Regions from separate parts of the Homo sapiens genome. Here region 2 is linked to region 1. A link is an interaction called in ENCODE POLR2A ChIA-PET data of the cell type or tissue named here. Cell type or tissue: HepG2. All regions are shown on one strand. Each heading gives the region's core, and the rest is flanking DNA. Links, peaks and the distances in the headings are about the cores only.

Region 1 (5,373 bases), core at 164-5,163:
GGACTTGGATGAAGGACACACTCTAAGCAAGAACATGAGACTTGTGTGCATGTGGAAGTGGGTCCATTCCAGGCAGAAGTTATTTTTTGGCCATCTACCACGTTTGCCTAATTCTCTGCCTTAACTCCCAACAGGCGTGAAGTCCTTGCCTACGAAGCAGCTTTAGGGGCTCTCAGATTTCAAGAAGCTAGGTTAGGCCCTTCCCAAACTGCCCCTCTCTCTCTGCAGAATTGCTCGCAGCTGTCTCTCCTCTGCTCACAACCAAGAGCTGTAGCCATCACTTGTTGGGTGCTCTGGGGTGGGAAGAGACAATGCAAATATTCAGTGGGAGCTTTGCAGTCTGCCTAGAACAATGACCAGTGCAGTAATTTCTCCTTCCTACCTCCCCATTTTAGGGTTTTTGCCAAACTATTTACTACCTCCTTATGAGGAAGTGGTGAACCGACCTCCAACTCCTCCCCCACCATACAGTGCCTTCCAGCTACAGCAGCAGCAGCTGCTGCCTCCACAGTGTGGCCCTGCAGGTGGCAGTCCCCCGGGCATCGATCCCACCAGGGGATCCCAGGGGGCACAGAGCAGCCCCTTGTCTGAGCCCAGCAGAAGCAGCACAAGACCCCCAAGCATCGCTGACCCTGATCCCTCTGACCTACCAGTTGACCGAGCAGCCACCAAAGCCCCAGGGATGGAGCCCAGTGGCTCTGTGGCTGGCCTGGGGGAGCTGGACCCGGGGGCCTTCCTGGACAAAGATGCAGAATGTAGGGAGGAGCTGCTGAAAGATGACAGCTCTGAACACGGCGCACCCGACAGCAAAGAGAAGACGCCTGGGAGACATCGCCGCTTCACAGGTGACTCGGGCATTGAAGTGTGTGTGTGCAACCGGGGCCACCATGACGATGACCTCAAAGAGTTCAACACACTCATCGATGATGCTCTGGATGGGCCCCTGGACTTCTGCGACAGCTGCCATGTGCGGCCCCCTGGTGATGAGGAGGAAGGCCTCTGTCAGTCCTCTGAGGAGCAGGCTCGAGAGCCTGGGCACCCGCACCTGCCACGGCCGCCCGCATGCCTGCTGCTGAACACCATCAACGAGCAGGACTCTCCCAACTCCCAGAGCAGCAGCTCCCCCAGCTAGAGCAGGTCCTGCCAGCACCCAGCAACTTGGCAAAGCAACCAGGGTAGGGGAGAACCACGAGAGAAGCATTAAGTGACTTTCAAAGACTTTCAGAGTACAGCCACTTGGTTCCTTTTTGTTTGTTTTCCTTCTCCTCTCCTGCATTTTCCTCCATCTCCAGGTACAGTTCGGGGTGTGGATGCCTCTTCCTCCACAAGGGCACAGTGTTGTGGAGGGCTAAGTTGGTTCTGTGACTCATTCCTCATACCCTAACTCCATCTCCTTTCTTTAAAGTCAAATCTCACCTACCTGTTTGGGTCAGAGAGATGTGTTTTAAAAGCCCCCAAGGAAGGAGGCTGGGACTGTGCCCTGACATGATTCTTGGTGATGGAATAGGTTTGTGCTCTGATTCTAGTTTAAGAGAACGTTGCTGTATCTCAGTCCAGGAGAGGCAGCCCATCTTGGCCCTGGATGAAGAAGGAAACCCACAGAGGCCCAGGGCTTGTCATTGGGCTGCCAGTGTCTGCCAAGCCAGCATTGAGCTAATCCTGTGGGAGGATGAGAGCTACTGGGCCGTTGTATGATAGGTTGGTAGGGGCTTGTTGATCTGTCAAATTCCAGGTGACAAGATCTATGCACCCCATGCGTCCTTGAGGGGCCTCTTCCCCGCAGGCTCTGGCTGGCCGCAGGCTGGTTCTGGTGTGAAAGGTTATACTGCCTTTTCTTTGTTTGTTTGTTTTTTTCTCTAAAAACAAACAGCAAAAGACAGCTGAAAACAAGAACTTCACCGGTGGGCAGGCAAGAATTCTCTTCTGGAAAATGACGTTTGTGGCTCTTTCCCAAGTTGGCCTTCAAAGAGCCTGCCTGCTGTTGAGCCAGAAGATGTCTCGTGTGAAGGCTGGGGTGGCGGCTGTCTTGGAACCTCTGTGAGCAGGAGGCCCTAAGCCGCAGCAGTGGATAGAGGTGCAGCTCTCTGCCTCTCTGCCCTTTGGTCTGTGTTCACAGGTGACCCGTGTCAGCCTGCATCGCAAGCACACACCCTGCGGGCCTTCAAGTCTCACTGTTCCGTATGAGGAAACAGACAGCGGACTGAGGAAGCGATGGCCCCAGAGAAAGGGCCCCTGTAGCCTGGCTCTCACACAGTATTTTATCTTTGATTCTGAATAAATATTTTTTGTGGGGTTTTTTTTTTTTTTTTGGTGGCAGTTGTTTGTTTTAAACTGACCACTTGGAAGAAACACCTTGGTTATCTGTGGTTTTCATGCCTTGTCCCTGCCTCTACCCCCACCCCTTTTGAGTCGGGTGACTCATTTTTCTGTGTAGAGACTCGGTGGCCCAGGCAGGAGGTGAAAGCAGCCATCCGGAAGGCCCTGGGGACCCTTGTGCCTGTTGCTCGCCTTCAGGTCACCAGCTGAGCTGCGATAGGAAAATCTGAATGGAGGCAGCAAACAGCCAAAACAAACATTCCCCACCCGGCCCTGTGCATATGAAGTCTTTCTTCCCCCAACTCTTGAACGATGATGATATTCAGACGAAGCATTGATGTTATGGAAGAAAGAAAGAAACAAACAAAATATATATATATATGTCCAAAAACAGACAAATCCAAGGGTGTGAGGTAAACGAGTGTCTGCATTTAGATTCCACAAAACCAAAATCCATGTTGAACAAAGTTAAGTCCGTACACAGTGACTTTTTGGGTGAGCCGTGTGTGTCTGTCTGTTGTGTGTGTGCCTCAAGCCCTGTTTTCCTGTGAAGATACTTTGAGTGGCAGCCATTCTCTCCACGTGAACCACACGTCTGGAGCACAGACAGGCCTCTCAAGGTCATTGATCTTACGCATTTACTGTTTACCGAACAAATGTCTGACTGTGTACTCGGGTGTACTCCGCAGCATTGTCGACTGCAGTCCCCTGTGTTTGCCAGAGATACTGTGCTCGAAGTAGAGGTTTTACTCTACTCATCACTGCGATTTGCACATTGCTCCGTGGACACTCGGAGGCCTGCGTTCTGTTCCCTATAAATGGAAGCGTGCTCTGAGCCTGTCTGCCTCCCTCGGCTGCTGCTGGTCCTCAGTACCAGCGCCCGGGGGTGTCCACAACCACTTGGGACAGAAGAAGGTGGAATTTCAGACAGAAGCTTGACTGGGTCTTCAATGACAGGCTTGGACTAGCTGTGGCCCAGACATCGGCCCTGCCCAGAATTGCCAGGAGGAGGCTTTGCAGGCTCTAGAGGAGCCGCAGGGCCTGCCTGCCTCTGGTGAGTCCAACAGGCACAAGCAAGCTGGCGTGTGGCCAGAGGTAGCCGGAGTGTGTCACAGCCCCTCAGATGCCTTTCCTTCCACCTTTTTTTATTTTTTAAGAATCCCAAATAACTCACTGAAGTGTCTCAAAGGCGAACAAGTTTTACCAAAATGAATCCTTTTTCAGTTAACAGATCAAATGGATGAGTTCTGAGCCTCTCAAGTTCCTTTCCCCAGTTAGAGTGGGGAACTGGGCAAGTGTTAACTGTGGGACTCACTGCAGCGTCCTATCCTAAAGGCACGAGAAGACGGAAATGCAACCTGCGGAGCTGGGCTTGGTTCCCAGGTCACAGTTTGGCCCCCGCTACAGGATGCTGCCCTGCTCAGAGAGAGATTTAATAGGGAGCTGAAGGAATCGTTAGGGGGCCAGGGAGATGTGACTGAGGCTGGCTTTCCACGTGAATGAGACGGGGTCGGTGGAGGGTTTGGTGCTACAGCCAGTCAGAAGATTTGCAAATGCGAACACATTCCTGTGTGAGGCACGTTACCCTTTGTCAGTTATTGTGAATATGTGTATTTTAAGCAATAAGATTCAGCTGGTCAGACTTTTCTGGGCAGTCTCAGTGACGCATTTCCTGTGCTGTGATTGTTCTGAAGACAGAGTGGCTCTAACCACTGTGAGAAGCCCAAATAAAAATTGATCCCAAAAATGCTACTGCTCTTTCTTGCTGCACTTTGTTCCCTCTTCTTCTTCCTCAGTCTTCAGGAAATTGCACCTCAAGATCCTAAACCACAAGCACTTTTCTCCACACAGAGACTGAGAGGTTGTCACACAGTCATTGAGGATAGGGCCCTGGGCCAAAGAGAAACCACAGGGCCAAGGGCAGCTGGACAGTGCTGCTGGGTCCACACTCTGTTCTGAGGAGTCCTCCCCTCTCTCTGTCAGGGTGTGTTCCTGATGTTTGGAATACTTTGGAAAGTCCCACAAACAGGCTAAAATCAGATCCCGAGAAAGCAGAGACAAGTTTTGTCAGATACCCTGTTGCTAAAACATGGCTTTTTTTTGAGACACAGTCTCACTCTGCCGCCCAGGCTGGAGTGCAGTGGCGCGATCTTGTCTCACGCAGCCTCTGCCTCCCAGGTTCAAGTGATTCTCCTGCCTCAGCCTCCTGAGTAGCTGGGATTACAGGTGCCTACCACCACGCCCGGCTCATTTTTGTATTTTTAGTAGAGACGAGGTTTCACCATGTTGGCCAGGCTGGTCTCAAATCTCCTGACCTCAGGTGATCCGCCTGCCTTGAGCTCCCAAAGTGCTGGGATAACAGGCCAGCCACCCTGGCCTGGGACTATAGGCATGAGCCACTGTGCCCAGCTATTTTTTTATTTTTATTTTTTAAATAACAGAGATGGGCTGGGCGAGGTGGCTCACGCCTGTAATCCCAGCATTTTGGGAGGCCAAGCTAGGCAGATCACTTGAGCTCAGGAGTTTGAGACCAGTCTGGGTAACATGGCAAAACACCATCTCTACAAAAAATACAAAACTTGGCTGGGTGTGGTGCTGTGTGCCTGTGGTCCCAGCTATGTGGGAGGCTGAGGTGGGAGGATGGCTTGAGCCCAGGAAGTGGAGGCTGTAGTGAGCTGAGATCACACCACTGCACTCCAGCCTGGGCAACAGAGCGAGACCCTGTATCAAAAAAAAAAAAAAAAAAAAAGAAAAAAACTATATGTATGTATATATATATATATATAGAGAGAGAGAGATAGGGTCTGACTGTGTTGCCCAGGCTGGGCTCAAGTGATCCTATAGAGTCTAACTATGTTGCCCAGGCTGGGCTCAAGTGATCGTACTGGCTTGGTTTCCCAAAGTGCTGGGATTACAGGTGTAAGTCACTGTGCCCGGCCAAAACATGGCATTTAAAAGAAAGCAAGCACTCTGAGAGATCTTTTTTGTTGATATGATAGACATGGGGGTATATGCTTGGCCTTGGAATTTAACACACAGTATAATGTATCGAGTTGC
Region 2 (5,373 bases), core at 62-5,061, 95 kb after region 1:
GATGGTGATTTCTCATGGTTATGAGGAAGATTCATTGGTTTGTGTGAGATAAAAACCAGACAAATACCCCACGTTGTTTCTTTACTAAACTCCCTTATGCCTCCCTCACAATGCTGATTTTTCTAATTTTACAGAAAACTGAGGCTGAGTATATTCAAATGGTTTAAATGATGGGATCACTTTTTTTGTTTGTTTTTGAGACAGGGTCTTGTTCTGTCACCGAGGCTGGAGTGCAGTGGGGCGATCTGGGCTTACTGCAACCTCTGCCTCTTGGGCTCAAGTGATCCTCCCATCTCAGCCTTCCGAGTAGCAGGGACTACAAGCATGCGCCACCATCACAGAGCTAATTTTTGTATTTTTTGTGGAGATAGGGTCTTCCTGTGGTGCGCAGGCTGGTCTAGAACTCTTGGGCTCAAGCGATCCACCTGCCTCGGCCTCCCAAAGTGTGGGGATTACAGGCATGAGCCACCGTGCCTGGCCGGGATCACATTCTAATAAATGTTAGAACAAAGGCCAGAACTTGTTCTGACTCTTATACCATTGTATTAAATGGTTTGTCCTTGTTTTCCTTTAGGGAATTTTCCCAAATTTAAGAATATAGCAACTAAAAAGGGAAATGATTACTATAAAAGTAAGGATAGTGGCCAGGGGTGTGGTGGCTCACACCTGTAATCCCAGAACTTTGGGAGACTGAGGCAGGCAGATCACTTGAGATTAGGAGTTTGAGACTAGCCTGTCTAACATGGCGAAACCCCATCTCTACTAAAAATACAAAAATTAGCTGGGCGTGGTGGTGTGCACCTGTAATTCCAGTTACTCAGGAGGCTGAGGTGGGAGAATTGCTTGAACCCGGGAGGTGGAGGTTGCAGTGAGTCAAGATTGCACCACTGCCCTCCAGCCTAGGCAACAGAGCAGGAATCTGTCTCAAAAAAAAAAAAAAAAAAAAAGTAAGGATAGTAGATACATCTGGATTAGAGGGAGAGGTGTGTAGTCTAGTGGTCTAGAAGGGATATATAGGGGTTTTCTTGACTAGGGGGTGGTCACCTTTACCATGATAATTATCAAGTGAACATAGTCTGCCTGGGGCTGTCCCAGTTTAAGCCTCAAACCAGGTTAAATTTTTTTTTTTTTTTGACACGGAGTCTTGCTCTGTCACTGAGGCTGGACTGCAGCGGCGTGATCTCAGCTCACTGCAACCTCTGCCTCCCGGATTCCAGCTATTCTCCTGCCTCTGCCTCCCAAGTAGCTGAGATTACAGGCGCCCACCACCACACCCAACTAATTTTTATATTTTTAGTAGAGACATGGTTTCGCCATATTGGCCAGACTGGTCTCGAACTCCTGACCTCAGGTAATCCACCTGCCTTGGCCTCCCAAAGTGCTGGGATTACAGGCGTGAGCCACCATGCCCAGCCAGGTTAAATATTAATAGTAGCCTTTTTTCATTTTCAAAGGGGTTCTGTTTTAGATGATATGTTATGTGTTCAGCTATTATACTGTACATTTATGTTTTATGCACTTTTATGTATTTATTATATGTCAAAAATGTTTTTAAGTTAAAAAAATTAGTATCAGGAAGTCTGGCCTATGATCAGGAGTCCAGGCCAACCTGGGAAACCTTGCATTTGCTTTAAGATTCAAGATTACTACAGAGACCACAGCAGTAGTATTGCCAATCCAGGTGTGGACTTCCTGAACAGAGGCTGTGATGCCCCACCTTGGTTTTCTTCTGGCTCCTGTGACATGAGATAGTTAGCTTTGGTTCTTTGTCCTGCATATGGCTGGAGAAGTGGCATAGCTCTTAGTTCTAATTGTGAAGGTCAGTCCAAGATAATATATGAGAAAGTGCATTGTAAACAGTTTAGGTTTTTTCTACTTTGAGTGGCAGGAGTTTCCTAAATTCCTAGATCGGCAGGACCTCAACATCATTGCAGTGCTACCTGTCAGGTTAATCTTCCTGTAATACAGCCTTTCTACTTGAAACTTTTTACTATAACTCCTGGATACCTACAGAATGAAATCTAAAGTCCTAAACTTGGCATTCAACGCACCACAAACTGACATCCAACCAAGTTTCCAACACTATTTCTGCTGTTCCTCTTCATTGGCTATTGAACCACATTCAACCATGTGGTGTTCCAAAAATGCTGTTCCCTTTCCAACCTCACCTCATACTTTTCTCTCCAGTAGAATGCCTTGTTCTTTCTTATTTTATTTTTATTTTTTTTGACGGAGTCTTGCTCTTTTGCCCAGGCTGGAGTGCAGTGGCATGATCTTGGCTCACTGCAAACTTCTGCCTCCTGGGATTGATTCTCCTGCCTCAGCCTCCCAAGTAGCTGGGATTACAGGCACCCGCCACCACGCCTGGCTAATTTTTGTATTTTTATTAGAGATGGGGTTTCACCATGTTGGCCAGGCTGGTCTTGAACTCTTGACCTCATGACCCACCCACCTCAGCCTCTCAAAGTGCTGGGATTGCAGGCGTGAGCCACCGTGCCTGGCTTCTTTCTTATCTTTCAATCCCTTTGGTGGGGACCGAATGTCCGTGTCTCCCCAAAATTCATACATTGAAGCCCACAAGGTGACTGTATTTGAAGATGGAACCTCTAAGGAAGTACTTAAGGTTAACATAGGTCATCAGGGTGGGGCCCTGATCCAGGCGCCTAGTGTCCTTACAAGAAGAGACACCTAGGCCGGGCACAATGGCTCACGCCTGTAATCCCAGCACTTTGGGAGGCCGAGGCGGGCGGATCACGAGGTCAGGAGATCGAGACCATCTTGGCTAACACGGTGAAACCCTGTCTCTACTAAAAAAAAATACAAAAAATTAGCCGGGCGTGGTGGCGGGCGCCTGTAATCCCAGCTACTTGGGAGGCTGAGGCAGGAGAATGGCGTGAACCCGGGAGGTGGAGCTTGCAGTGAGCCAAGATCGCGCCACTGCAGTCCAGCCTGGGCGACAGAGCAAGACTCCGTCTCAAAAAAAAAAAAAAAAAAAAAAAAAAAAAAAAAGAAGAGACACCAGAGAGCTGGCTCTCTCTGTGCACATATAGAGGAAAGTCCATATGAGGACAAAGTGGCTGTCTGCAAGCCAGGAAGAGAGGCTTCCCTGGAAACTCACCCTGTTGGACCTTGATCTGGAACTTTTAGCCTCCAGAACAGTGTCCATTGTATAGGCCAACCCGTCTGTTATGGTTTGTTTGTTTTTGTTTTTTTTTTTTGAGAGACGGAGTCTCACTCTGTCGCCCAAGCTGGAATGCAGTGGCACAATCTCGGCTCACTGCAATCTCCGCTCACTGCAATCTCCGCCTCCTGGTTCTAGCAATTCTCCTGCCTCAGCCTCCCAAGTAGCTGGGACTACAGGTGCACACCGCCACGCCTGGCTAATTTTTTGTATTTTAGTAGAGACTGGGTTTCACTGTGTTGCCCAGTCTGGTCTCTAACTCCTGAGCTCAGGCAATCCACCTGCCTCGGCCTCCCAAAGTGCTAGGATTACACGCGTGAGCCACCACACCCAGCCCTGTTATCGTTAATACTGAGTGTCAACTTGATTGAAGGATGCAAAGTATTGTTCCTGGGTGGGTCTGTGAGGGTGTTGCCAAAGGAGATTAACATTTGAGTCAGCGGGCTGGGGAAGGCAGACCCACCCTTAATCTGGTGGCCACAATCTAATCAGTTGCCAGCGAATATAAAGCAGGCAGAAAAACGTGAAAATGTGAGACTGGCCTAGCCTCCCAGCCTACCTCTTTCTCCTGTGCTGGATACTTCCTGCCCTCCAACATTGGACTCCAAGTTCTTCAATTTGGAGATTCAGATTGGGTCTCCTCGCTTCTCAAGCTTGCAGACAGCCAATTGTGGGACCTCGTGATCGTTTAAGTTAATACTTAATAAACTCATTTATATATATATATATATATAAAGGCTATATATATATATAAAGGCTATATATATATAGGCTATATATATAAAGGCTATATATATATAAAGGCTATATATATATAAAGGCTCTCTCTCTATATAAAGGCTATATATATATAAAGGCTCTCTCTATATATAAAGGATATATATATAAAAAGGATATATCTATAAAAAGGATATATCTATATAAAGGATATATATCTATATAAAGGATATATATCTATATAAAGGATATATATCTATATATAGGATATATATATATATAAAGTTCTGTCCCTCTAGGGAACCCTGAGTGATACACTGTCTACAGTATTTTGTTATGGCACCGTGAGCACACTAAGACACCCTTTTTGGAATAGCTCTGACATGGCATATACCTAAAACTTCTATTCCTCAAAGTTCTTCAATCCTTCCCCTTTATTTTACTTCTTAAGACATTTGATGCTCTATCTTGTATTATGTAGTTATTTATGTAAACATTTGCTAACTTCCTTGCTAGTAAGTTTTTAGGGTAACCCCTGATTCCATATTGCAGCTCTGCAGTGCCTAGTACACGGTTTGGAAGTTATTAAATATACAATATATATTAGTTGATAAATTTACAAATAAAAGGGGAAAACTAAATGAGGTGAGAAAACACAAACTTTTTATTTAAAATTTAAAGAGGACATAGAAAATTGAGGCAATGTATTACTAAATGGGAACAAATAAGTTAAATCTTCAGTTTAGTGATATTTAAAATAAATAGGTTCCTGCCAGCAGAGGTGTTAAAATATATATATAAAAAAAATAGGTATCTCAGAGGAACTAAAAATAGGGGCGGTTTTGTTTTGTTTTGTTTCTCCCACTGACATGTTGTTTTGTCTTTGCATGGGGGGATTTGACTTATTGGAGTAGAATTTTAGCCCAGCTTCAGAGGCTGTGGAGAAAAGACCATGGGAATGAGCTTAGCTGGTATGGGAAAGCTGATATTTTATGACTAGGGTCATAAATGGAAGCTCTGGTGTCAGCACCCTGCAGGTCTGAGTCTTATGGGAGGGCTCAGAATTGGACATTCAGGACCTATTTGTTTTCCTGGCATCTTATTCCTAGTTACCATCCTCCTGTCAGAGTCTTCTTTATTTCCCACCTGTTTCTCACTTCCCAAATGTAATTTTAAATTAGTCTTTTGAATAGGTAAGATTCATATGGTTCAACATTTTAAAACTTCTATATAGAAGTGAACTGCTTCCCTAAAAGCATGGCCTGGGTTGAGTGTTTTAGTCACAGTGATAAGGATAACCAAGCTCAGAGCCTTGCTTACACCCTTGTCCACACCTGAGCAGGAGGCTGGAAGAAACAGGCATAAAGAGCGTTCTAGAAGATTCTAGAAAATCTCACAGTGGCAGGGCTTGGCAGTCAGAGAGCAGGGGTGCTGGAGTAGGGCAAACAGTGGACTTTTAGCAGCAGAACTGTTCT

What was found. Peaks named below come from ENCODE experiments on the same cell type or tissue, not always from the same donor. Only the 100,000 strongest peaks of a DNase experiment are listed, where the experiment ranks them.
Region 2: POLR2A ChIA-PET joins it to region 1 with 5 read pairs; 7 of 35 experiments call an interaction of 5 or more read pairs at or near these places.

Annotation. Positions count from the first base shown.
Region 1 is chr10:102,812,200-102,817,572 of GRCh38, forward strand. WBP1L (WW domain binding protein 1 like) reads left to right here. Exons shown (of 4, transcript NM_001083913.2): 4 at 396-4,063. The coding sequence ends at 1,132. Among named protein-coding and RNA genes, the nearest start is that of CYP17A1-AS1, 18 kb to the right of the region's middle. RefSeq lists an enhancer at 3,221-3,754. In HepG2, for the core only: a CTCF peak has its summit at 2,992; DNase peaks (open chromatin) are centred at 2,102, 2,472, 2,962, 3,372 and 1 weaker place; H3K4me3 peaks cover 1,409 bases.
Region 2 is chr10:102,907,065-102,912,437 of GRCh38, forward strand. The region is part of intron 1 of LOC107984265 (a long non-coding RNA gene); the gene reads right to left. Among named protein-coding and RNA genes, the nearest start is that of CNNM2, 8.5 kb to the right of the region's middle. RefSeq lists an enhancer at 2,968-3,262 and a silencer at 2,968-3,262. In HepG2, for the core only: no CTCF peak of the experiment used is centred there; a DNase peak (open chromatin) is centred at 3,117.